Linked DNA regions of Homo sapiens: all the other regions are linked to region 1. A link is a contact called in ENCODE Hi-C or POLR2A ChIA-PET data. All regions are on one chromosome and are shown on one strand. The core of a region is the stretch at or near the end of the contact, and the rest is flanking DNA. Distances in the headings are between cores, read along the strand shown. Region 1 holds the start of DACT1 (dishevelled binding antagonist of beta catenin 1). Region 2 has its middle 66 kb from the start of DACT1. Region 3 has its middle 74 kb from the start of LINC01500. Region 4 overlaps KIAA0586.

Region 1 (6,127 bases), core at 3,203-5,702:
CTCCTGGGTTCAAGCAATTCTCCCTCAGCCTCCCGAGTAGCTGGGACTATAGGCATGTGCCACCATGCCCGGCTAATTTTTGTATTTTTAGTAGAGATGGGGTTTCACCATGTTGGCCAGGCTGGTCTTGAACTCCTGACCTCAAGTGATCCACCCACCTTGGCCTCCCAAAGTGCTAGGATTATAGTCATGAGCCACTGCACCGGGCCAACCCAGGCTGGTCTTGAACTCCTGACCTCAGGTGATCCAGCTGCCTAAGCCTCCCAAAGTGCTGGGATTACAGGTGTGAGCCACTGCACCTGGCTGAGTTTTAGCTTTACATAATTAAAAGAAGAAAACAGTTCCAAAATGAAAGAAAATACAGACAACCTAACAGCAAAGGCTCAGAAACAGAGCTCAAGACCTACAATATTGGGACAGGATTTCTAGAGATAAAGTGTCTTGCTGCTATCAAAATATATAACCAAGTAGCACCCAAAGGGTACTGGAATAGTTCTAGATACTCACCTAGATGAAACTGAGTTCTAGATGTAAGTATGGCACTAAATGCCGCAAAGTGATGAACCTTCATTTTTCCACCAGTGAAAGGTGCTGGAGCCAAATAACCTTTTAAGGGCCCTTGATGCCTTCCAATTAAAAATTTCTATCAGTGCTAAAAATTCTTACCTGCAGATTTGGGGCAACCATCTGAGAGACTCAAGGTCGCCTCCAAGGGGCTGCAAAAGCAGGTGCTGGAATGACAACTGGATAAACACTCACTGAACACCGAGTTAGAGGAATTGGAAAGGGATCCTGAAGCCCCATCACTCAGCTCATAAAACCCTACAAATAAAAACACCGTTGGAATTAACATCATGTCAAGAAATAATGCATATTCACGCTTAACAGGAAAATGAATAATCATTTAGGAAAAGGAGATTTTTTGTTTGTTTTTTGGCCAATTTTGATTCATTGGACTTTGGTGTCCTAATCTTATGGTCTTATTTCAAACAATCCTTAGGAAAAGGCAAAGAGCCCATAACTAGGGGTACATTTCAGAGTTACCCTCACCCTCAAATTGACCTTATTCCTTGACCCCGCCTTTGAACATGTCCAAGGAAAGAAACTTAGATCTGTCAAGCCTCATCTTTATCATGATTGTTTCAGAACAATAATAAGAGAAAAATCTAAGGAGCCCAAATGGTTTAAAAGAAAAAAAAAAAAAACTTTTGAAGTGGTCTCAGGAAGTTGAAGTGTGACTAATTTTCTAGCCCAGTTCTGACTTACTCAAGTTTCAAAGGAGGGCACCTCTTGCAGAAATTTGAATAGCTTTTATTTTTAAACTTGGGGGACTCCAATCACATTGATCTCATTACTAAAAATTTTGTTGTCTGAGTTTATTTCCCTCTTATTCCGATAAAACTGAATGGCAGACTTCTTTTTTGTTTATCCTCTCTGCACTGGAAACAAACTCCATTGCCATTTGCAGGTCTGGGAATGTTAACCACAAGGGGCTGAGATACAACTCAAGAGTGCAGAATTCTGTCCTTGTGCTCAATCACTCACCTGAGCTAGGCCGACTGTCTGTCTCCAGGTGCTCTTCAGATGTCTTTTCTACATCCAGTCTCAGGTCACTTATCTGCTTGTCAAGCTCTTGCAACTGATTCAACAAACCAGCATCTCTTCGCCTCAAACAGTTCTGATTAGGAAGAAACAAAGGAAACATGAACATACAGGGGTGACAAAAGAACCAGAAAGTCTACTCTAAGGATTCAAATTACCCATCTGAAGAGTTCACTAAACTTAGAAAACCAAAATTTTACTGGATGACCTGAAGTAACGAAAAACTTCGAGAATTCAAGAATATGTCCTATGTTTAATTCCACTTTCTCACATTTTGTGGTGATATAAAGTTTCTTCATAAAAACAAGACTTGTTTTTAGTTTCAACTAATATATACAAACTGACTTTTCATAGATAGGGACAAGAAAAATGGACTGAGACTTTAAATCATCTGGTGTATAACCAGTCTTTTAAAAAACAATACTTCACAGTAGACTCTTTAATTTGAAATGAGAGTAAGAGATTTCCTATAATACACTATAATCTTAGGTGAGATTTTCTGGCCAAATGTCTTGGCCTGCAGAGTTTTGTTTTCTATTAGTTGCTTTGTGGGGTTTAATCAGTCTTAGAGCCTTTGAAAGTGAGAAACTAATACTAATAGCCAGTGCCAAGTATAATGTGAGCTGGCAGAATCCAAAACCCTCATGGGAAGGCCCATCGAGATTTGAACGCCTCTGGGTTTCCAAAGGTGACAGATGGATTGTGCTAACTCACACTGCCACCTAGTGCTTCCTATTGCTGGAAAAACGGGAGAACTCAAAAAGCATCTGGTTCAAATCATGAATGCCAAGTCTACAAATGAAAATAGTACCATAAATACTGACTGGACTGGAATTCTCTTGACATACTGCTTTGCTCCCCTCAAGCGGACAATAGGAATGCGCCACTTACAATCTTGAGATTCATGCAGACAAAAAGGTGCAATTGCACAAAACAATAAAATGTAAAAGTCACCAGCCATAACCAGTGAGAACTGGCTCAAATGAATGTTACATAGGAATCTGGTCTGTGACCGAAGCAGCACAGTAAAATGCCAAAACAGAGATATTACACAAACCACAGTGTACATCCTTACAAAACACATGCATATGAATATCTACGCCTCTTGTCTTTTGACTTAAAAAGCTTGGAGACATAAATTGTATGTTTGTTTGCTACAATTAATTTCTTCAGGAAAAATGAACCTATCAAGTAAAAGCACTTTGGTGCTTAAAAACACACACACACACACAGAGAAAAGAAATGATCTGAAAAGAGATAATAGAAGAAAACACATGACAACTGCACAGCATCACCACTTTATTGTGGGAGGGCCACTACCTGGCATGTGTCTAGTTTAGATAGTATCACTTGGTCAGGTGAGGACGTTTGCTGTTTCCAAAACTACATTTTAAGGTCACTGAAAACAAAGCTGTCGCCATTATTCTGAGGCGGGGTCAAAAGCTGTTCATCAATACATTAAGCTACAAAGTTCTTTTTCTTCCCCATTAATGAAGACTGCATAGAAAGACTGAGACACTGACAGAAACCCAGTAAGATAAATGCTTACCGAGAGCAGGTTCTCTTTTCTCCCACCTCCACCACCAATCACAGCTGGCAGAACGTATAAAATATGAGAGGAGGGGACACAGTCTCCAGCCAAATTTCCATCATTTCCATCTAGTTTGAGCTGCCTTATACAAAGGGCTTCTATTTGAAATTAAGCACCAGCCTGGGTGAAAGCTGGCATGCTGGGGAGAGCTCTCGGAGAGGCACGGCTCCCTACAGGCGCTCCAGTGTAATCGTAAAACTCGGCCCTGGACAGTTAAGCACGCCACAAACCCCCTCCTTGGCTTTTGGCCCCTCTCGGCGGGAGGAGATAAAGTCAAGAAAACCTCCAAATAAAATGGTATTTTAAGTGGGAGTTTGCAAACCGCTGGGGAGAGGGCATATACTCATCTAACTAAGGAGACCGAACGTTAGAACTAGGCGACTCCAAGAATCCCGAAGGCAGAGGAGGAGGGAAGAGCGGCCACCCCCTTCCCGCAATCCGCGCGAGGTCGCCAGACACAAAGCGGGCACACGCCAGAAACGCGTGGGCGTCGGCAGCCCACACGCCGCGGGCACTCAGGAAGGGGATCAGGGAGGTATGGGGCGGTCGGGGGCGTCCCATAACAGCGAGCATCTCCCCAGCCAGAGTCAACCTCGCGCCCGCCCCAGGCCACCTGCCCGACCTCCAGCCCCTGGGCAGGAACAGCCGTGCTCCACCTTCGGGCACGACCTACCAATTGCTTTCTTAGCAGCAAGATGTTCTCCTCCAAGAACTTCTCCTCCAGGCGACTGCGCTGCGCCGCCTCCCCCAGTAGCTCCCCAGCGCGGGGCGCAGCGGCTCCCGCACCCCCGGCGCCGCGCAGGGCGCCCCTGACCAGCAGCTCTTGGCGCTGGCGCAGGTACTCCAGCTCCGCCAGCCCGGCCAGCGTGGCCTCCTGCCGCTCCCGGGTGCGCTGCCGCTCGGTGTCTGCCTCGCCCTTCTCCCGCCAGCGCCCCTCGGGCTCCGCCGTGCGCTGCTCGCCTCGGGCCGGCGCCGGAGGCTCCAGCTCCTTCGCCGTCCCGGCCGGACTCGGCTTCATGGCCCCCAGTCGGGCAGCGAGAGCCGTCACCGCAGCCGGGCCGCCCAGGCGGAGGAGCAGGGCGCTAGGGCTGCGGCCGCGGGTGGGCTCATGCCGCCCTGTGGCGGGGCGCGGCGCTGGCGGGGACGGTGGCTAGAAGCCCTCGAGTCCTGCGCGCGACCGCCGGCTGCTGCTGTCCCGGCCCGGGCAGCGCCGTCCGCTGTCGCCGCGCGTCCCTCGCCGCGGCCCGGCAGCTGATAACGCCCTGCCCGGCGCTACGTCACGCGCGGCGGCCCTGCAAACCCCCGCCTGGCGCCCGCCTCCCCGCGCCGGCCCCTCGGCTGCGACGCTTGCGCCCCCAGGCTTCCCCTCCTCTGTCAGGCGCGCCGCCCGGCCCCCAGAGCCGCCTCCTCCTCGCTCGGCCCTCCCCGCCCCTCCTCGCCCCTCCCCGCCTCCTCCCCCGCTCTCTTCGCGGGCCTCCTCGCCCCCTTTTCGGGTTTACTGCACCCGATTTTGCCCTCGCTCCTCATTGGCTCTTTCTCGTCGCCCAAAGCTCGGGGCGAGCGCCTGGAGCCCCAGCATCCTGTTACAGTCGGCCGCGCAGGCAGGGGCCGCGACGGGACGCGGCAGTTGGGCTCTCCGGAGAACTTTCTGAAACTCGACCAAGTTGCAGCACAGTCTTAACCCTTTCCCCACACGGCCACTCCTCATTTCCACTCACACCGAGTTAGGTTTCTTTCACTTCCCAAGCAAGGTATTGCAAGTGTATTCACAGACACTGTGGGGTTGGTTCCTTAACTCCACTTTGTAAAGGCAAGCAATACAGAGCACAATGCAGTGTTCTAAAACTTAAGTTTTGTTGTCGTTTTAATTTTTTAACGTCGGTCTTACGATGGACGGCATTTAAAATTAGGCAGGAGGATGTCGTTGTATAGCGAGAGGTTGCATCAATTCTTTTACAAGCCTACGATTTGAGTGCGCGCGCGTGCGCGCTTTGGTTTTTGTTTGAGCTTTTATTATTACTTAGTCTGCGTTTACAATAAGAGCTCTGACTCAGAAATCAGACTGTCTGGATTTGTATCCCAGTTTCACCCCTAAATAGCTGTGCGGGCAACTTACTCCCTTCTCTGTGTACGTTCCCCCCACTGTAAAAGGGAGCAGCTGCTATGGGAACCTGCTGTTGAAGAATTATAATAGTATGCAGCATATGCTATATATTGTGGGGGCTGTGCACTTACAACGTGGCTAGCACATAGATAGTAAAGGTGATATGAGTTGTAGCTTTTCTCCAGAGGGATTTATAAGTCTTCCCTCTTGAAGTATCATGTATTGGTCATCTCTGCTTGGAACACACTACTCCAGACCCCTATCCCACTGAAATTTCCGGTGGGATAGGGGTCTGAAAATTCCACTAGCTGGCTTATCTGTGGAAAAGTACCACATATATCTTTAAAAGCAGTACATCCAAGAACCTCGGAAATTCAATCCAGCAAGTCACAATTGCTGAAGTTCAGGCAAAGTGTTGTGTGAAAGAGTGCATCCTATATCATTATTTCAGACACTTGCACTTTTGCCCATCTGCTTACCCGTGCTAGGAATTCCTCTTCTTTCCTCCCCTCTCTGTGTGGTCTAACCACCCTTCCAACCTTTGAGCTCCAGTTAACTATATAAATATCTGATTCTGATCCCATGCTACCTGTATGGTTATTTATCTGGGTGTGCACACGCATATCTATCTACGTAGGTGTTTATGTGTATCTCTTCTCTCCATCTACATTATGAAAGCTTCCTGAAGGCAGGGACTGTTTTAATACCCTCTTAGTATCGCTGTATTCAGCACATTACCTTGCAAGCATTCACCTGACAATTGCTAGAGAGAGACTCGAGAATGTAGATTGGTTGTAAATTGTTTTTTCATTAGCATACTTTTAAACTTA
Region 2 (6,111 bases), core at 1,567-4,066, 66 kb after region 1:
CATGAAGGATAGACTTACTTCAGCAAGAAAAAGCATGCAATAGCAGGTATAAGTTCAGGTTCCTAGATTTGCCTCTTACTAACTCTGTGGCCTTCGACAACATTTCTGAGCTTCACTTTCCTTGCCTTCAAATCAGGATGATTATACCTGTCCTGACTCCAAGGGGGTGCTAGAGTCTGCTCACACCAGCTCCCCTGAGCCAATTGCTAAATATCTAGAAATTCAGAGTTGTTAAATCATTGGTAGTATGAAACTGGCACAAACCAGGGATTCCCTCTCCCTTTTGAGTGCTTACCACATCACTGCCTGATTCCCTTACAAGGCACTGTCAGGCTGAAATGAGAGGCTGGTTGTGAAAACACTTTGCAAAGAACCAAGCCCTGGATAAAGGTAAGGGATTTTTATTATTAATATTAACAAGTGTGACGGCATGGTTTCCTATGTATTAACTTGAGTTTTATTTTCTATTCCCCACTGCCCACCTTTCCCAACAGGTAACTTTAGTATTTCCTTGTCTCAGCAGTTTTTGCAGGGCAGAAGGCAAAGATACTTGAAGGCAATGGCTCCTCTAGTCTTATTGAAGGACTTATACTCACCATAGAGATCGTGTTAAGAGCATGAGGGAAAATGGGATTATCAAAAAGACTTCAATAAGACATTCAGAGGAAGAGATTCCCTATAGACAAGGAAGGGGAGAGATTTGTGGGTTCTACAAGAAGGAAAATGGGTCCATGTCTGGCTCCCAACAAGCCTCTGGAAGAGACATTTCTTAGGAAATGGCTGCAGAGTGGATTTGCGAAACCCATCGAGGGGCTTCTTAGACTCAGCTACATATTCAGACGTACAAGACTGCAGTCAATCACACTTGGTATCAGGATATAAGCCAGGATATTCTATTTGCTAGCAGTGAAGCATCAGCGTTTGTTTTCCTCGGAAGTAATCTATACAGCAATCCATACAGCAAGAGATGGCCTCTTTGGCTTCCCAGGGTTCTAGTACAAGAAAATGAGACCACATCAAGCACATGTAGAATCCTCCCTAGCCCCGGAGCCTCATGCCCCACAGGAGCCAATATGTCTTGTAACAACTCCACAACAGCTGTCAGCATCACCTCAAGGGACATACCCTGTGTCAAGAGTCACTGCTCTCGGCCAAGCCCAAAGCTATGGCTTCCTCTTAGGCATTTAGTTCTCCCAGTACAGGTGCAATTTACCAGTAAGGAGTCATTTTTGACATCAGTTACTATACCTAATAACACAGTTGACATACTACCTTTGTCAGGTTTCTGGGGGAAACAGAGAAAGAAATTATTCGAAGGTAAAATTCTCAGGTAGAAGGGGAAAGGGTTTTGTGACAGCCTTTACCCCCCGTGGACTCAGTAGCCAGGACTCCCTACTCTCAACGCCCCCACACAGGGACTCCCAGCCTCACCGAAGGTGTCCACGCCCCACACATGGCCGAGAAGTGGAGTCCTTGAACACAAAGCATAAAGGACATCATGCTGGTGATGGAACAGAATTTCTTGCCTTCCATTCCCTCACTATTTCACCAACTGCTAAATCAACCCACACAAAAATCACAGTGAAAAAACCCCCTTGGCCAGGCACAGTGGCTCATGCCTGTAATCCCAGCATTTTGGGAGGCTGAGGCAGGAGAATCGCTTGAACCCGGGAGGCAGAGTTTGCAGTGAGCTGAGATCATGCCACTGTACTCCAGCCTGGGTGACAGAGCGAGACTCTGTCTCAAAAAACAAACAAACAAACAAACAAAAAAAAAAGAAAAGAAAAAGCCCCCTTAACCTCTATATATTCCTCAGCAAAAACTGCAGCAAAGAACTTCTTCATACCACTTGAGGATGAACCAGTTAACATTTGTAGAGCAGGCAAAGATGACAGATATATTAATAACAGTACCAGGCACACACCAGGGGCTGCTTGGTCTCTGGGCACTTAGCAGTCACAAATCATTCCAGCACTGTTTGTGAAGTATTATGGGTCCATTCCCAGTGCAAACAACCTCTGGAGAAGGGAATTCCAATCCCAAACTATCTTGTCATTTGAAACATTTATTTTCAAGACATGACATTATGTTCAGTTGTTCTTTTAAAAAGAGTAACGAGATTTCCATAATTGGAAATAATTGAACTCAAGAAACACTTTTAATACATATTATGGAAAAGATTTTTTTCTTTCTAGAAGCATTCAACAAATATTGATGTTGTAGAAGTAACACATTAGTACAGATTCATTATGAAGAACAATTTGAACAATACACTTAAAGTAAAGGTCTTCCTGGCCCCCTTCTCACCCAGCCTCCCTCACTGGAAGTGATGAGGATGTTGATTTGCGGTGCTTCTTTCCTGCCCTCTTGCTCTACACTTACAATTAATGTATTTCCTTTGGCTTCCAGTAAAATCATTATAGTGTAGATTCTATATTTCCTTAGAAATCATTAGATACATAGAGAGTCTTTCAGAAAGCTTAACACCAGGAAATGTTAATCATTTCAAAATTAGCTACCCACAGGTTAGAGGAACAAAGACGTTGTCACTTTTCCCTTAAGTCACAGGATATGTCTACAGTATCTGAAAGGAACGTGATCCAGACCCAGTAGCTTCACTCTGTAAACATCTTGGAATCCCTGAGCAATTCCAGCAACCTGGGTATCCCCCTGTGACTAATCTAAAGAGAGCTGGCGTTTCAAAGTAGTGCAGTTCAAGCTCCAGAATATACAGAGTAAGACATTCAGCTAAGTAGGCTCTGTAGGCCCCGCTGCATGGCACCACCCCCTCTACCCCGAGGTTTCCATTACCCACAGGCTTTGATCTGGTAAACAAATCTGCCTCCAATCATGTGGCAAAGGTTGCCGTTCTCTCACTCTCCTCCCTGTGCTAGGGAAAACTGAACAGTTAACAAATAGAAAGCGTTCTGTGTCAGTTCATTATTTTGTACCTGATTTGGAAAGACGGAAAAACAGCCTTTTCAAGCAGTATCTTTTGCCAATTTCCTCTCTTCCCTTCCCCCAGAACCTAAACCCTGGGATTCTCCCTAGGAATTTTATAGAAACCAGCCTGTCTGGAATATTCTGCTGACAGAAAGTCAGGAATTGATGCCAGCCGGAGAAAACACAACTTCTGCCACCTCTGTAATTCCAGAAAAGCCTTGCCTTCCCTGCAGCATACACTATAGCCAGGCCTTGCCTCATTTGGCTTTGTAGCCTCAGCACCTAAGTATCCAGAACACAGTGCCCAATACATGCTTGTCACATTGAATTAATTGTATTAAAGTCAGTTGATCTCTCTTAATCTCATTTAAAGATGGGAAGTGCCACACATCCCACCAAGGGGGAGGGAAAGGTGCAAGGATAAGTGAGCGTTTTCTCTTGGACGAGAAGTGGGCAATGTGGGAGAGAGCCCTGCCAGAGACATTTAAAATTGGCCCAGTGGCCAGTTGTAGTGGCTCACGCTTGTAATTCCTAGCACTTTGGGAGGCTGAGGTGGAAGGATCGCCTGAGGCCAGGAGTTCCAACCAGCCTGGGCAACATAGGGAGACCCCTGTCTCTACAGAAAAGTTTAAAACATTATCTAGGTATGGTGGCACATACCTGTGGTCCCAGCTACTTGGGAGAGTGAGGCGGGAGGATTGCATGAGTCCAAGGTGGGGGTCGAGGCTGCAGTGAGCTATGATTACACCACTGCACTCTAGCCTAAGCAACAGAGCGAGATCCTGTCTAAAAAAGAAAAGAAAGAAAGAAAAAGAAAATGGGAATAACTACATCTAATTCACAGTGTGATTATAAAGATGGAATTTGATCTTTCTAAAAAAAAAAAAAAACCCAAAGAAAAAATTGTATGGGTTCCTATGTCCCAAAGGATAAATAAAGTGAAATTTCTTGCAGTTAAGTGTCAGAGAGGCTTTGGAGCTTATTACTTGGGTGCTGTTGAGTAGGTTATTTCATCTGAGTTTCAGTTTCTTCATTTGTAAAATTAGGATAATAATATCTACTTTGGAGGGTTGTGGTGAATACAAAATGAACAGACATGTAAAGTTCTCGGCATAAGCATTGTATGTACTAAGTATTCCATAAATGCTAGCTATTAGTGTTATGAACATAGCCTGTACATTGCAGGCACATGACTAAAACTAAATAACTGTTTGGTGAGTGAATAAATGAATGAATGAACATAGCTGTGTCAGTAGGGAGTGTATGTGGCTACATGTAATAGAAACCCCACTACAGTGACCAAACCAAAAGCTGGGTTTTTTTGTCATGTAATAAGAAGTCCAGGTTTGGGCAACCCAGGGCTGGCACACTCCTCAAGGAAGTCATCGGGTACCCAAGCTCCTTCTTACATGTGGTCCTCAACCTCAGATCTGCAAGACATTCTGCTTCCTGTGCTCCATTTAGGAGCTTCGGTTGCCTCATCTGTAAAATGGGAATAGGCTGAAACCCTTTTTGGTGAACCATTCTATGATTCTCCAATAAACTCAGTACCAAATAAGCACTGCTCATTTGGGATCATGCCATTTGGAGATAGCTTATTTTATATCCGATAAATAAGCCACCAAGTCTCAATCCCACTCACGCCCATCATTCAAAAAAATTATAAAAATATTTGGCAACATGAAGAAATACTTATAAAAATATTAAATGAAGGCCGGGTGCAGTGGCTCACATCTGTAATCCCAGCACTTTGGGAGGCCTAGGCAGGCGGATCACGAGGTCAGGAGATCGAGACCATCCTGGCTAACATGGTGAAACCCCATCTCTACTAAAAATACAAAAAATTAGCTGGGTGTGGCGGCGGGCGCCTGTAGTCCCAGCTACTCGTAAGGCTGAGGCAGGAGAATGGCGTGAAGCCGGGAGGCGGAGCTTGCAGTGAGCGGAGATCGCGCCACTGCACTCCAGCCTGGGCAACAGAGCCAGACTCTGTCTCAAAGAAAAAAAAATTAAATGAAAAAAAGCACACTATAACATTTGGTCCAGGTACTGACAAGGAAAGTTCTAAGACATGTTAAGAGAATAAAAGGAAGTCACAGACAACACTTACAGTTGATTTCACTTTTGAAAAAAACAAAATGATAACAAAACTAAAACTGATTTGGATGAGGTAATGAAGACTTTCACTTTTAGCTCTATAGACTTCTATTGTTTTGAATTTTTACAGGACATATATATTCATGCATTGCTTATCTAATAAAATCAATCTAAATATTATACCTATGTAATAATGTAATTATATAAAACCATGCACAGCATAAATCTTGGGGAGGATTATAGGACAATAAAACTGTGTGTGTCAGGCTGGTGAAATTATAGAAAAATTCCTTGTTTGTGCTATTGTTATATTATATGTGTAAGAAATATAATTTTTCCCCACAAGTTGTTCACATGAGGCACAGGTAGATTTCTAAAACAATCCAAGTGGGACAATTTTTAAAAGGTATCCATGGGTTTTGCTGATTGAGAGATCAGACCAGTAGAGGCTCAGCTGGGACCAACATTTGGCAGAGATGATCTGGGATGCTTGAAACCAGATTATTTCAGCTAAGCTTGGTGGAAAGGGCTATCTCTCCAGTTTCATGTTTTTCTTTCACCTCCAGCACTGAGGGTCAAAATCATGGGGCAAGAACCAGAATGATCAGTTTTTCTTCTCTCTCTGCAATGCCATCCACATGGCTCCACAGGGTATTCTATGCTCAAATCACATCACTAAGCTGGTCATTACTGACAGGCAAGGAGCTGGCTCAAGTAGGACAGGGCCTACTGGGCCAGCTACTTAGCACTGCCCTGCAACTTTGCTTTATGATTTCCAATTAGGAGGACATTATCTGGATCATCAACCATGACTCCTATATAAACCTAGTTACTCAAAGCAGCTCAACGTAATTATTTTGGGAAGATTCCAAGTTGGGTGTAGAAATGTTGGTCAGGAGTTCCCTGCTGGAACATTTGTAACTAGCTACCATTTATTGGCTCATTAGGGAACAAGGACTAAGTAGTCTACTTTATATGTTCAATCCCAGGTCATCCTTTACAGACAATTGTAGATATCACATACACAAATACTTCCCACTTCACCAGAACTCTAAATGACTGACTTGCTTAAGA
Region 3 (5,979 bases), core at 2,930-5,429, 110 kb before region 1:
ATCCACTCAACTTGGGGTCATTTGCACCATTAAATAATTGGAACAGAATGATATAGATACAATCACTTTGGAAAACTATTTGACATAATTTTGTAAAGGTGAAGATATATATACTTATGACCCAATGATTCCACACATGGAAGACTCTGGCAGCAGAGAAAATCAATGAGCTATAGCTGCACACATCTACATGGATGACCAAAAGTAAAAGGGAGTAAAAAAGATAATCTTGAGAGAATAAGGCATGTGATGGAAGAAAATATAAAGTATTATTCCACCTCCAAGGGCCCAAAGATGGCCTTCGAGGGGTATGAGCAGGGCATGAAGATTATGACTGAGATAAGGAAAAAATCTCGGTATCTATAAAATGGAAAAATAAGCAGTCTTAATCTAACCAAAACCAGAATGTAGAATGGTCATCACCATCTACTCAACAAATATTTCAAAGCACTCATTATGTGCCAAGACCCTGGACATATGCTGGGATACAGTGACAAAAATGCCAGAGTCCAGGGGAGTTTGGAATGTCTCCCCTAACCCCTAGAGGAATGTGTTTTTAAAAGAGCACAAATGGAAGGACCTAGTTCTTTGGTTAGAAAAAGGAGAATGGCAGACGTATGACATCTCTCGGGGGCCACCCTGTCGGCCATACCAATGCCTGCCTCCAACCCTGCAGCTGGGGCAAAAGGCAGAAACTACACCCAGCTTTGATGAACATCCTTGGGTGAATTTTCTCTTGGTTTACAATGATTGCCTTTTCTCCTGAACATGGGCTGGGAACGGAGTAGGAAGAAGAGGAGAGATGCTTGTCAGGAAAATGAACTTTCAGAGATGCAGTTTCAGGGCCTGAATAATGCCAAAGTTTTCCTGTAGTACCTCAGGCTCAGTTTACATAAGAATAGCACATCTGCTTTAAATTATCATTCCTTCCCTTTGTCTACACCCAACCTGGGCAAACCCTCCAAATTATAATGATCCAGAAAGAGGACCATTATTGTTTTTATCTTTGCCACATGAATATTGTGGGTGAAGCAAACAGAGAAAGGCCATGCCAAAGGCCATCACCAGGGAGATTACAGAGTAATTTTGTTCAAAATTCCCTTCCCCCACCAAATATTTCTATACTGGGGAAATCTATTTCTACACTGGAAAAATTTGAGGGCCACAAGCCTCAAAACAGGCCCTGATGGTAGGACCACTGTAGAAACAGTGGGCACAATAGCCAACAGGTAGAAACTTCCCAGGGAGGAGGTGTCACAAAAGACATTGAAGCTGCTGGCTTGTAGGTACCAAGGTGTTTACACACAGAATGCTAACTTCAGAGCCAGCTGCTAGCTGCTAGCTCCTCCTCTCCCCAGCTGCTCTGCACAGCACAGAGCCTAAACAAACTCAATTTGGCATACCCAAAGAAAGCCTCTGAAGTGGGAAAAAAATCTCCCCCTTTTCCTGACGACAGCAGACATCATCTCCCAAGTGAGTAGCCCAAAGTGGCCAAAAACTCTCTATGCAGGCAGTTCCCATTTTAACACAGAGCCCCATTTGAAAACAAGCCCCCACAGCTGAATCTTACCAAGGCCTGCCTGCCCATTCGGGCTTAGGCCTCCCCTTCAAGCACTCAACACAATAACTCTCTGCTAAGGGAAAGGCACTGTGCTATAATCAGCGGCTTTACAGCTTTAACTAGTATCAGAATCATGCAAGGAGTTTCTATCTGCCATGGATGGCAAATCCCCAGGCCATACCTCAGACCTAGCAAATAAGAATTCCCAAGAGTGGGGCCCAATAGTCTGCATGTTTTATACAGCTCCCCAGGTTGAGAGCAACTCCTTAGAGAATGTTTCTCAAAGCCCTAATGACTCAAAGGACTTCAAACTCATTCACATTCAGCATTGAATGAACAATAAGGCTTTACCCACATAAGTTTCTACTTTTAACTGGACTCTGGCCTAAAGGAAACAAATGACTCTCTAAGAGTGGGAATTCAGATCCAGTTATAAAGTTCATGGAGACTGTTTTGATTAAAATATAGATATAAGGCCAGGTGGGGTGGCTCACACCTGTAATCCTAGCACTTTGGGAGGCCAAGGTGGGTGGATTACTTGAGCCCAGGAGTTTGAGACCAGCCTGGGTAACATGACAAAACCTTGTCTCTACAAAAAATACAAAAATTAGCCGCGCATAGTGGCACATGCCTGTAGTCCCAGCTACTCAGGGGTGCTGAGGTGGAAGAATCGCTTGAACTCAGGAGGCAGAGGTTCCAGTGAGTCCAGATCATGCCACTGCACTGCAGCCTGGGCCACAGAGTGAGACTCTGTCTCAAAAAATATATAAACAAATCAAATAAAATCTGTCATGCATATGGGCAAAACTTCAGGGCTCTGGGTTGCTGGGGATCTGCCAGAGGAGCCCACTGCTGAGCAGCCTACTTAGAAACCTTGAAGACGCCCATGTGCACTCCCTCCCAGGCTCACAGTGGGGAGAGGAGGAGGCCTGTAATAGGAATGAAGAGCCAGCAAATGGAGATGTAACGCCTCCTTAGCAGGATTTCCAAAAACTACTGGATTTAATTAAGAATCATGGAAATGCTCCTGCTCACTTGTGTAGGAAGATGGAGAAAGTTTTATATATGCTGGGAAAAAAACAACTAGAAGGTTCAAGAGGCCTGAGAAGAAAGAAATAGGAGAAGACAGTGAGATAAAATAAATCAGGGGGAGAGAAGGCTAGGAACCAAAGTATAATATAAATAAGACATCCTTTCATTCATTCAACAAATATTTATTAAACACCTTCTTTCTTTAAATTCCAAATTCCTCATTTGAGGCAGTCCAAATGCTCAGCTGTCCCAAGGCTGTTCTACTCTCCATACAAAGCTTTAGTTTCTCCAGCATATCCCCATTACCACATCTCATTTTCCATCCAGGATTCTTCCTATTTCCATATTTTTACTCATTTTGCCTGAAATGATCTTCCCTTTTTCCTCCACCAATTCAAATCTGAATCATTCTTCAAAGCCTAGCTGAAGTCACCCTCGCCCCCGGACCCTGGCCTAATTGCCTTCATGCCATTCTGTGTGACATTATAATATTGAGCTTAAGTTGCATTCCACACAAACACTTGATATTTCTTGATTTGAATAGTTCTATTTTTATTATTGTTATTAGAGACAGGACCTTCCTCTGTTTGGAGTGCAGTGACACAACCATAGCTCACTGCAGCCTTAAACTCCTGGGCTCAAGGGGTCCTCCTTCTTCAGTCTCTCAAGTATCTAGTACTACAAATATATGCCACCACACCCAGATAATTTTTATTGTTTGTAGAGATAGGGTCTCACGGTATTGTTCAGGCTGGTCTCGAACTTCTGGCTTCAAGCAATCCTCTCATCTCAGCCTCCCAAAGCACTGAGACTATAGGCATCAGCCATCATGCCTGGCCTGTTCTCTTATTTTTGATTAGAACAATCATGAGCCCACAGGAGTTAATTGATTAGGTAGAGGCTCAATTTAGAATTAGAATGAGGAACTCACTTCCTTATAGTAATAGCTGTATATTATTATTAATGAGTTTTACTGTATGAAGAGTCTGTTGAGATTTTAACTGCTATTTACAACGTTATAACTTCTATGGAAAAATGTATTTTTAGTTCCCAATAACCAGTTTACAAATAATCTTTTAGAAAAAAACATGTTCGTAAATTGGATATTGCTTCCCTGAGGCAAAAGTGAAAAGAGTGATTAAAGACGTGTAGAATACGAGAAGTGTTAGGAGCTGAGTAACAACTGCTTTGGAAGAAAATCACAAGATTGGGAATTTTTAAATTTGCAATTAAAATACAAAGCTTCTGGCCCCCTTGCTTTCGGATACATAGTTGCAATTGGTTGTAAGAATTTCCCCTTCCTCTTCTACACTTGACTCTCAACAGTTTAATATCTCCTTAAATTTATTTTTGTCGGTCAAGTCAGCACCAGGAAGGTTATTCTGTTAAACAGTAACATTTAACAGAAAAACAGGAACTGGTAACATGGGTGCCAGCCTCCCCGTAAAACATGTGATGGCCTTTCCTCAGAAGACACTGTGGACTGATCAAATGTGACCCTCTGCTTCTGATTTTCTGAGCTTCTCTCATAGGACTCTCGGGGTCACTTGGACTGTTGAGCAAAGTTCCCGGAAGGTGCCCCGCCACTGCCTGCCAAGTCGGCTGTCTGCCAGCAACACGCCTGCTCCTGCCTTTTGCTTGGAACTGCGTTTTCTATTGTTGCTGTGACTGAGCCCAGCCTTTGCTATGGGCATGCCCTGAATCCTGACACTTAGCTGAAAGTATGAATAGAACCGAAAAGAGTTTGGGCCATATTCTGAGCTCAGGATAAGGACTGGATTCACAATAATTGTACCAAGGTTTTCATTAAAACATCACATTCTGTCATATATTTAGCTAAGAGGCAAATTTTTCATTCCTCAAAATGCAGTAGGTGCTTTAGTGTGAGAGGCATTACTTCTGATTGTTTAGATGGAACAGCCACACTCATAATTTAATGGACTTGTTTATGGACTGAATGAAAGTATTCCTAATTTGAATTAAGAAATACTTTGAAGCAGGTCATTTGTGGCTTGAGTCCCAGCCTTGGGATCGGGATGGACTCCAGCTGCCAATGGCAATGACTATAGCTCACGTGCCCAGCTTTTTGTAGCTCAAAGGATCCTCAGTTTAGTATGAGCCTCTTCTCCATCAGCTAGTACTAGGCCCCCGTTCCCGCTAATTCTAATAACAGCAAGCCATTCAGAGGGACCTTAGCCAAGCCAGGCTTTCAGTTGAGGTTAATATACCTCCTTCTCTATCCAAATAGGTAACTTCGGGCAAGGTACTTAACTTTTCTGAGCCATGGTTTCCTCATCTGTCAAATGGCCACTATAGTAATGTCACGGGATTCTTGAGGTGTTGCTTGTCCAGCTGAAAGCCACAGGGCCAATGGCACCTTTGCCCAAGTTTTCCTCAGGCCTGCTGGGCTTGTACTGCCCACTTAGCCTGGCAGGCTGCACTCAGCTCGCTCTACTGGCCTGGATCTCATACCTGCCAAGAGCGAGTGGAGCGGTAAGGGGTATATGAGTGAGCAAGCATGGGGTCCGGCCACTGTGCACAGCCAGGCATGCTGGTGGTGGGTGGGGCAGACAGCTCCAGGTGCCAGCCCAGGTGTACCATAAGCAGCTTCCATAGCTGGCACTGGGGAATCCAGTGGTGCTCAGAAGCTTGAAGACACCAGGAACCGCAGAGCCCCAAAGAGGGTGTCACAGCCCTGGCTGGGGGAGATCCTAGGTCTGGGCTCCCTGAAGGGCCGCAACTCTTCTCTCCTTCTCTCTTCTCTCCTTGTCACCCACAGTGTGGTGAGCAAGGGGTGTGTTTCAGCCTTGTTTGTGTTACAGCTCTTTCAGCCCCACCATTCAGTGAGTCCTGAGTTATTGTCCTGCATCCAGGAAGAATGAGGTACAGGGAAAAGTGGACAGTTAGCAAGGCAAAGAGGAGCTTTATTGAGTGACAGAACAGCTCAGAGGAGACCTGCATTGGGTAGCTCCTCTCCACAGGCAGGGCGTCCCGATGAGTGTTCAGTTCTCAACAGAGAGGAGACCCTGGAGTGGGGAGCTCCTCTCTGCAGGCAGGTTGTCCTGTCATCTCCTTGAGTCTGTCTGAGTCTGGGGTTTTTATGGACTTCAGAGAGGAAGAAGTGCCTACTGATTGGTCCGTGGGTGGCCATGGGTGGGCCTGGAAAAAGTACCGTAAGTTCCCACTCTGGTCTGTGGGGCCGGCAGCCTGGCCGTCAGGCTTCAGGCCTTCCCCAGCTCGAAGGTAGAGCTTCACTAGGGACCCACTCCTTTCCACCCAGGAGCCTGTCTGCCTCCTGCTGTCACCCAGGCTATTCATGCTGAGGGACACCTAAAGGCCCATGCAGAGCCGCCCTTAGCCCCCACTCAGGCTCCCTCCCATGCTTA
Region 4 (5,503 bases), core at 2,385-4,884, 100 kb after region 1:
AGTTGACCACTTTTATTCTTATAACAAGTAAGTGGCTTCATAATTCTCACTTGTTGATTTACGAGGTTTACTGGAAGGGTGAGTATTGTGCTCTGCAGTTGATGATTAAAACAGCAAACACGGCCTACAACTAGGTCAACACAACTTGAAAACTGCTTCTCAAGTTTGTCAGTTCTTACAATTCTTTATCCTGCTGATCAAAACTGAAAAAAAAACATAATACTGGTATTGAAGTCAAAAGATGAGAAGGAAAATTTTGGAATTATTTGATCTATAAAGTTCTATTAACATTTCTATGGAAATTTTGAATGAGCAATGCTGACTAGAAATTGAGTTATATATTAACTATAAATATAATTTATATTTTTATCTTTACCACAAAAAGCTGACTTGTTAGCTTTTACTTAAATGTTTGAAGATACTACAAAATAAAGAACAAGTGAACTTAGATTTGGAAATAGAATTCCAGCCTGGAAAAGCAGGGATACTGGCTGAAAAAGCTTTAATTGAAGGCACACAGGGAGTACTGGGATTGCACTACTTGTACACACTGTGCCTTTTCCAAATACCCCCCTTATTTCAATATTTTAGCTTTTCATTTCAAATAGTCGTTCAAAATATTGTTGCTATCTCTGGTGCCAAGTGAAAGTAAACCATGTTATAGTTAGTGTACATCCTTTTCAAAAATTGGTATTTTTCAAGGAATACTACACAGCCATAAAAAAGAATGAAATCATGTCCTTTCCAGCAACATAGATGGAGCTCATAGGCCACTAACCTAAGTGAACTAACTCAGAAGCAGGAAATTCATTACCACATATTCTCACTTATAAGTGGGAGCTAAACAATGGGTACACATGGACATACGGATAGAAATAATACACGATGAAAACTCCAAAAGCCAGCGAAGGGGGGGCAGGGTTGAAAAATAACCTATCAAGTACAATGTTAACTATTTGGGTAATGGGTACATTAGAAGCCCAATCCCCACAATTAAGCAATATACCAATATATCCATGCAATAAACCAATATATCCATGCAATAAACATGCACATGTACCCCCAAATCTAAAATAAAATGACATTTATAAAAATTGGTATTTTTAAAAAATTGAAATTTGGGCTTTATAACAGTTATACTCATATTTAAAAAAAAATTATTTTGGGCTTCAAAGCTTACTTTCTGACTCTTCAATGCTATTTTCAGTAAGAGTCACTGGTATAGTAATACTTACATTTGTAAATCTTTATAGTATTATTTTAAACAAATTCTTTATGGATTATCTAAGAAAACAGCATAAAACTATAAGGCTGTTAACTGCAAAATAAGGATATAAAGATGAAGCCCCCCAAAATGTGAATTTTTTAACCCACAAAACAACATAAATTTTTAAAGGGACGATGTACAGAATTTAAAACAAAACTCAATAAGGAGACATCTAAAATTAGTAACAGTCAGGATAGCTACATTTTTATACTAATTTGAGTTCACTAAAAAAAAAAAAAAAAATCCAATAAATTATTAGGGTACTTAAAAATATATAAAAAGAAGTTAGTACTTGTTAAATAACCTGGCCAGATCCTCCAAATTAAGTTACTCATTGGCTCTAGTAGGTATACCAACTCTCTTAAATAATAGCATTTTCAGAAATAGGATCCTGGCGGCATAAAAGTATATATCCCACTGCCAAGAAGTTGATAGTTAATTCAGAAAATAGATGACCCACCTATCCTGAATGCAAATCACAATTAACTTGAGTAATGTACATTCAATTATTAAAGCTTATTAAAAAGCATTTAAGTACTTGACTGTATTCCTGTTGGTGTTATGACAGAGAGAGTGCCTGCCTTTTAGGGGCAAGAATGTCTAGAGGGACATTCCAGCATTAAAATTTGGTTGAGAACTGAGAGACTCTATGTTTTAATAGACAACTTTATCTACAACTCACTTCCTGTTAGTTGAACAGCCTGTGAAACAGCTACTAAAACAAATTCCTCTCAGATCATTCTTTATAAAAGCATGCCATAATAGTTTAAAAACTAAAAGAATCTTAAAAACTACAATAGGTTTGCCTGGTGAAAGAAGCCATACATACCGTATGATTTCATTTATGTGAAGTGCAAACAAGGAAACTAATCTAGGTTGTTGGAAGTCAGAGTAGTGGCTTTATGCTTGTGGGAGTAGAGACTGTGGCTGAAAGGGAGCATGAGGGCCTTTGGGGGTCTGGCAGTGTTCAATTTCTTGAGCTGGATACTGCTTCCACAAGTGTACTGTATTTGTGAAAATTCTTTGAGCTGTACACTTACAATATGTGTACTTTTCTGAATGTATATTATTCTTCCATAAAAAAGTTAAAATGGAAGAAACCAATAGGGCAGTTTCAGCAATTAAAAGATGATACCTTTGTAGTTTTAAACTTTTTTCCAATGATAAAATTAAGCCAAATTACTGGCATTACTAGGTAACCTTTAATATCAAATAAATAGTTACACTAAGTCATAGGCCGTACTGCTGACTACAAAGATGAATTCCTTTCTATTTTTTTTTCCTAAAACCTTGAAATACCAGTGCACTGAAATTATTCAGAAGCAGAAGGTGAGATTTTGTTGTTGCTGTAGTTTAACTCTCACAGGGCTTACTATCTAGGATACTTCGTGCTCTACGACAATCAGCCACTTGATTTAATTGAAAGCACAAACTATAATCCAGTTTTAACTAATCTTCAGCATTTAAAAAATCTTAATACATTGTAAATTCACATTTAATTCCTTTCTTTGGTAGGAAAGAAGTTTGCTGTTTCAGTTTATGTCTATTAAGCAATAATATCATAACTACACTTAAACTCAACCATATCTTTGTCAATAATAACACCCATAATTCTAATACACCTATATTATACCAGGCCACAGACTGTTAGAGAAGGTCACTATTATAACATTCTTATAAATGACATTTGATAATTACCAAAGCTGATGGCAAAGTAACTCCCTAATATTTACTAAGCAGTTTGAAGCTAAGTGCCTCTGTATCTATACACAGAAAATCTATTTTCTGAGATGGAAACCCTTCCTAAATATGAAGACTTCTCTCAAATTATGGCTTGTGGTTATCACTAAAAATATACTGTATTATCTGTGTAGCCTTGACAGTGGGTTTTGACATCTCTAGCCATTCCTAACTAAATATGGAAACAAAAATTAAATGTGACATAGTGACCAGTTCACTTCCCTAAGGCCAGACCTGGTAACTTTTGAAAGAGTGAAAGAATGAAAAATGAGCTTTCAAATACAGGAAGCCACTAGAAAATAAAAACACCACCATTCCACATCCTAAAATAAGAGCTTTAAAGATTTTCTGTTGAATAGCAAGTTTCGGGGCAAGGGGGAGAGAGGGAGAGGGTGGGTTTCTGCTCACTGTACACACGACACCAGTGGGAATAAGGGCCAGTCCAAGTTCTACGTTACCATTACTCTGGGTAATAGTTCCAAGCTGTAAGGCACAGCTGTATAGGCCCTGCCAGCAAGGCCATCGCAGCAGTGCTTTGATAGCGTGGGGCCCTGAAGTGTCAGGATATAGAGAAGGCAGCAGTTGTTGGCTGTGAAAACAGTCTGATACAAACCAGATGGGAACTTACTAGATGGGCAACACAAATGAAAACAATTGGCTCATTCAACAAAGTCAGGCCCCTGCCCCAGAGAATTCACAGAAGACAATAACAGTCACCCAGAGTTGATGCAAACAAGAAACAGCCATGTGGTTACAGTTTAAAGAACTGTTTTTCCTTAGACTAAACAAAGTTTTGATTTCTAATTCTTGTACTCATTAATTGAAGTTTGGTGTACAGGTCTTTTTGCCAAAGATAAATATTTCATTTCTTTTGTGACACCAATAGAAACTAATTTTATGCTGCTTCCTCTAAAGTGCTATGAACATAAGCTAAGCTATTTCAGGAAACTGGCAAATTTAGAAAATGATTGATCATGCTGACACAGTAATTAGAAAATATCCAACATATGATTTCCAGGACTTCCTAAGTCCTACTTTGTGTAATGTAGGTAGAATGACACAAAAGGCAATAATCGCAAGGCTCTCAGAACTATATTTCTACATAAATTGTTTTTTCTGACTCCATTAGGTGGTACAGTATTACTGCAATTATATTCCCAAGAAAAAAGTGCTCCTGTTTTCCATAGCCTCTGTGAGGCTTATCACAAAAAAAGGTTCCTGACCATTCTGAGCTGACAAGTGTAACAAAGACTAACAATTAGATTTTAAGATACATTTTAGCAATAACATTTTACTGAAAGACTTTTGTGGGTATATATTCCATAACGAGTAATTTGTTTTACCATTTTAACAGAGAGCAAATAGCATTCGAGCTTAAAATAATTCACAAGTAATTGCATTTCTTCTTACTTAGAAACCCAAGAGTAATTTTGACCTCTGTATTTATTCCAATTAAAAAATATACCCAAGAAAGTCTTAAATTTGGAATCACCATTTTTAGGTCAAGGATAAGGAGCCCATCAGGGACACTGAAAATAATGAGGTGTATTACACAGCATTTGTCATGCACATATTTAAAAATATTTTGTAATTATATAAAAGAGTGATCCTGTTTTATTTTGCTCTTATAATAATAATAATAGATTTCTTAAAAGATATCTTTTCTGAAAATGATGGAATTGATTTCATTTCATTTTCATCTGTGGAACTGTAAAAATTACTATGGTATATGAGATATAAGACTTGGGTTTCCCAGTCTGCACATGCAGGATTGCCCAGATTATACCCATTGGCTACTCCCATCCTAAAAGCTGAGGCTGAACACAAATACCCTTTCCTGTTCCATTAAATCTTTCATCCTATGCAAGGTAATTCTGAAGTAAGCCAGAGAAACAGAAGTGAAGTAACAATTTGGTATGTAGTTTGATGCCATCTTATCAGCCATAGGTATTTACCTCCTCTTGTCTGCTGCATACACATACATGTTCAGGCATACTTTTTTTTTCCTTTTTTTTTTCAATTACACATTAAGTTCTGGGATACATATGCAGAACGTGCAGGTTTGTTACATAGGTACACACATGCCATGGTGGTTTGCTGCACCCATCAACCCATCATCTACATTAGGTATTTCTCCTAACGCTATCCCTCCCCTATCCCCCACCCCCCGACAGGCCCCGGTGTGTGATATTCCCTTCCCTGTGGCCAAGTGTTCTCATTGTTCAACTCCCACTTATGAGTGAGAACATGAGGTGTTTGATTTCCTATTCCTGTGTTAGTTTGCTGAGAATGATGGTTTCCAGCTTCATCCATGTCCCTGCAAAGGACATGAACTAGTCATAATACACATGGCTGCATATTATTCCATGGTGTGTATGTACCACATTTTCTTTATCCAGTCAATCATTGATGGGCATTTGGGGTGGTTCCAAGTCTTTGCTATTGTGAATAGTGCTGCAATAAATATACGTGTGCATGTGTCTTTATAGCAGAATG

What was found. Hi-C counts contacts between places; a loop is a spot of excess contacts on that map. ChIA-PET counts read pairs that join two places held with the same protein, here RNA polymerase II (POLR2A). Pooled maps may share reads with other maps.
Region 2: a map of naive thymus-derived CD4-positive, alpha-beta T cell shows a loop between it and region 1 (7-fold over the local background). The contact joins the enhancer-like site here to the promoter of DACT1 in region 1. A Hi-C loop is called at or near these places in 7 of 168 maps with a recorded cell type or tissue (CD4-positive, alpha-beta memory T cell, GM12878, IMR-90 and 3 more), 1 of 37 single-sample maps with no recorded cell type and 13 of 50 pooled maps. POLR2A ChIA-PET finds 5 or more read pairs at or near these places in 11 of 52 experiments (AG04450, BJ, CD4-positive, alpha-beta T cell and 7 more).
Region 3: a map of dorsolateral prefrontal cortex shows a loop between it and region 1 (2.4-fold over the local background). The contact joins the enhancer-like site here to the promoter of DACT1 in region 1. A Hi-C loop is called at or near these places in 6 of 168 maps with a recorded cell type or tissue (Calu3, GM12878, IMR-90 and 3 more), 21 of 37 single-sample maps with no recorded cell type and 19 of 50 pooled maps. POLR2A ChIA-PET finds 5 or more read pairs at or near these places in 3 of 52 experiments (A549, IMR-90 and activated T-cell).
Region 4: a loop to region 1 is called in a map of dorsolateral prefrontal cortex, with 7 times the contacts of the local background. The contact joins the enhancer-like site here to the promoter of DACT1 in region 1. A Hi-C loop is called at or near these places in 6 of 168 maps with a recorded cell type or tissue (Right ventricle myocardium inferior, aorta, ascending aorta and 2 more) and 11 of 50 pooled maps. POLR2A ChIA-PET finds 5 or more read pairs at or near these places in 5 of 52 experiments (AG04450, BJ, CD4-positive, alpha-beta T cell and 2 more).

Annotation. Positions count from the first base shown.
Region 1 is chr14:58,636,287-58,642,413 of GRCh38, reverse strand. DACT1 (dishevelled binding antagonist of beta catenin 1) reads right to left here and starts at 4,452. Exons shown (of 4, transcript NM_001079520.2): 1 at 3,867-4,452; 2 at 1,546-1,678; 3 at 667-822. The coding sequence starts at 4,211. RefSeq lists a silencer at 3,952-4,661.
Region 2 is chr14:58,568,881-58,574,991 of GRCh38, reverse strand. No RefSeq gene overlaps it. Among named protein-coding and RNA genes, the nearest start is that of DACT1, 66 kb to the left of the region's middle. Within about 2 kb of position 2,816, at least 2 of the 41 ENCODE cell types and tissues checked have a DNase peak (open chromatin) inside an H3K27ac peak, as active enhancers do; they include CD4-positive, alpha-beta T cell, where a contact is called at or near this core.
Region 3 is chr14:58,751,136-58,757,114 of GRCh38, reverse strand. No RefSeq gene overlaps it. Among named protein-coding and RNA genes, the nearest start is that of LINC01500, 74 kb to the left of the region's middle. RefSeq lists enhancers at 4,050-4,344, 4,391-5,113. Within about 2 kb of position 4,179, at least 22 of the 41 ENCODE cell types and tissues checked have a DNase peak (open chromatin) inside an H3K27ac peak, as active enhancers do; they include dorsolateral prefrontal cortex, where a contact is called at or near this core.
Region 4 is chr14:58,531,707-58,537,209 of GRCh38, reverse strand. The region is part of intron 29 of KIAA0586; the gene reads right to left. Among named protein-coding and RNA genes, the nearest start is that of DACT1, 100 kb to the left of the region's middle. RefSeq lists a silencer at 2,153-2,353. Within about 2 kb of position 3,634, at least 6 of the 41 ENCODE cell types and tissues checked have a DNase peak (open chromatin) inside an H3K27ac peak, as active enhancers do; they include dorsolateral prefrontal cortex, where a contact is called at or near this core.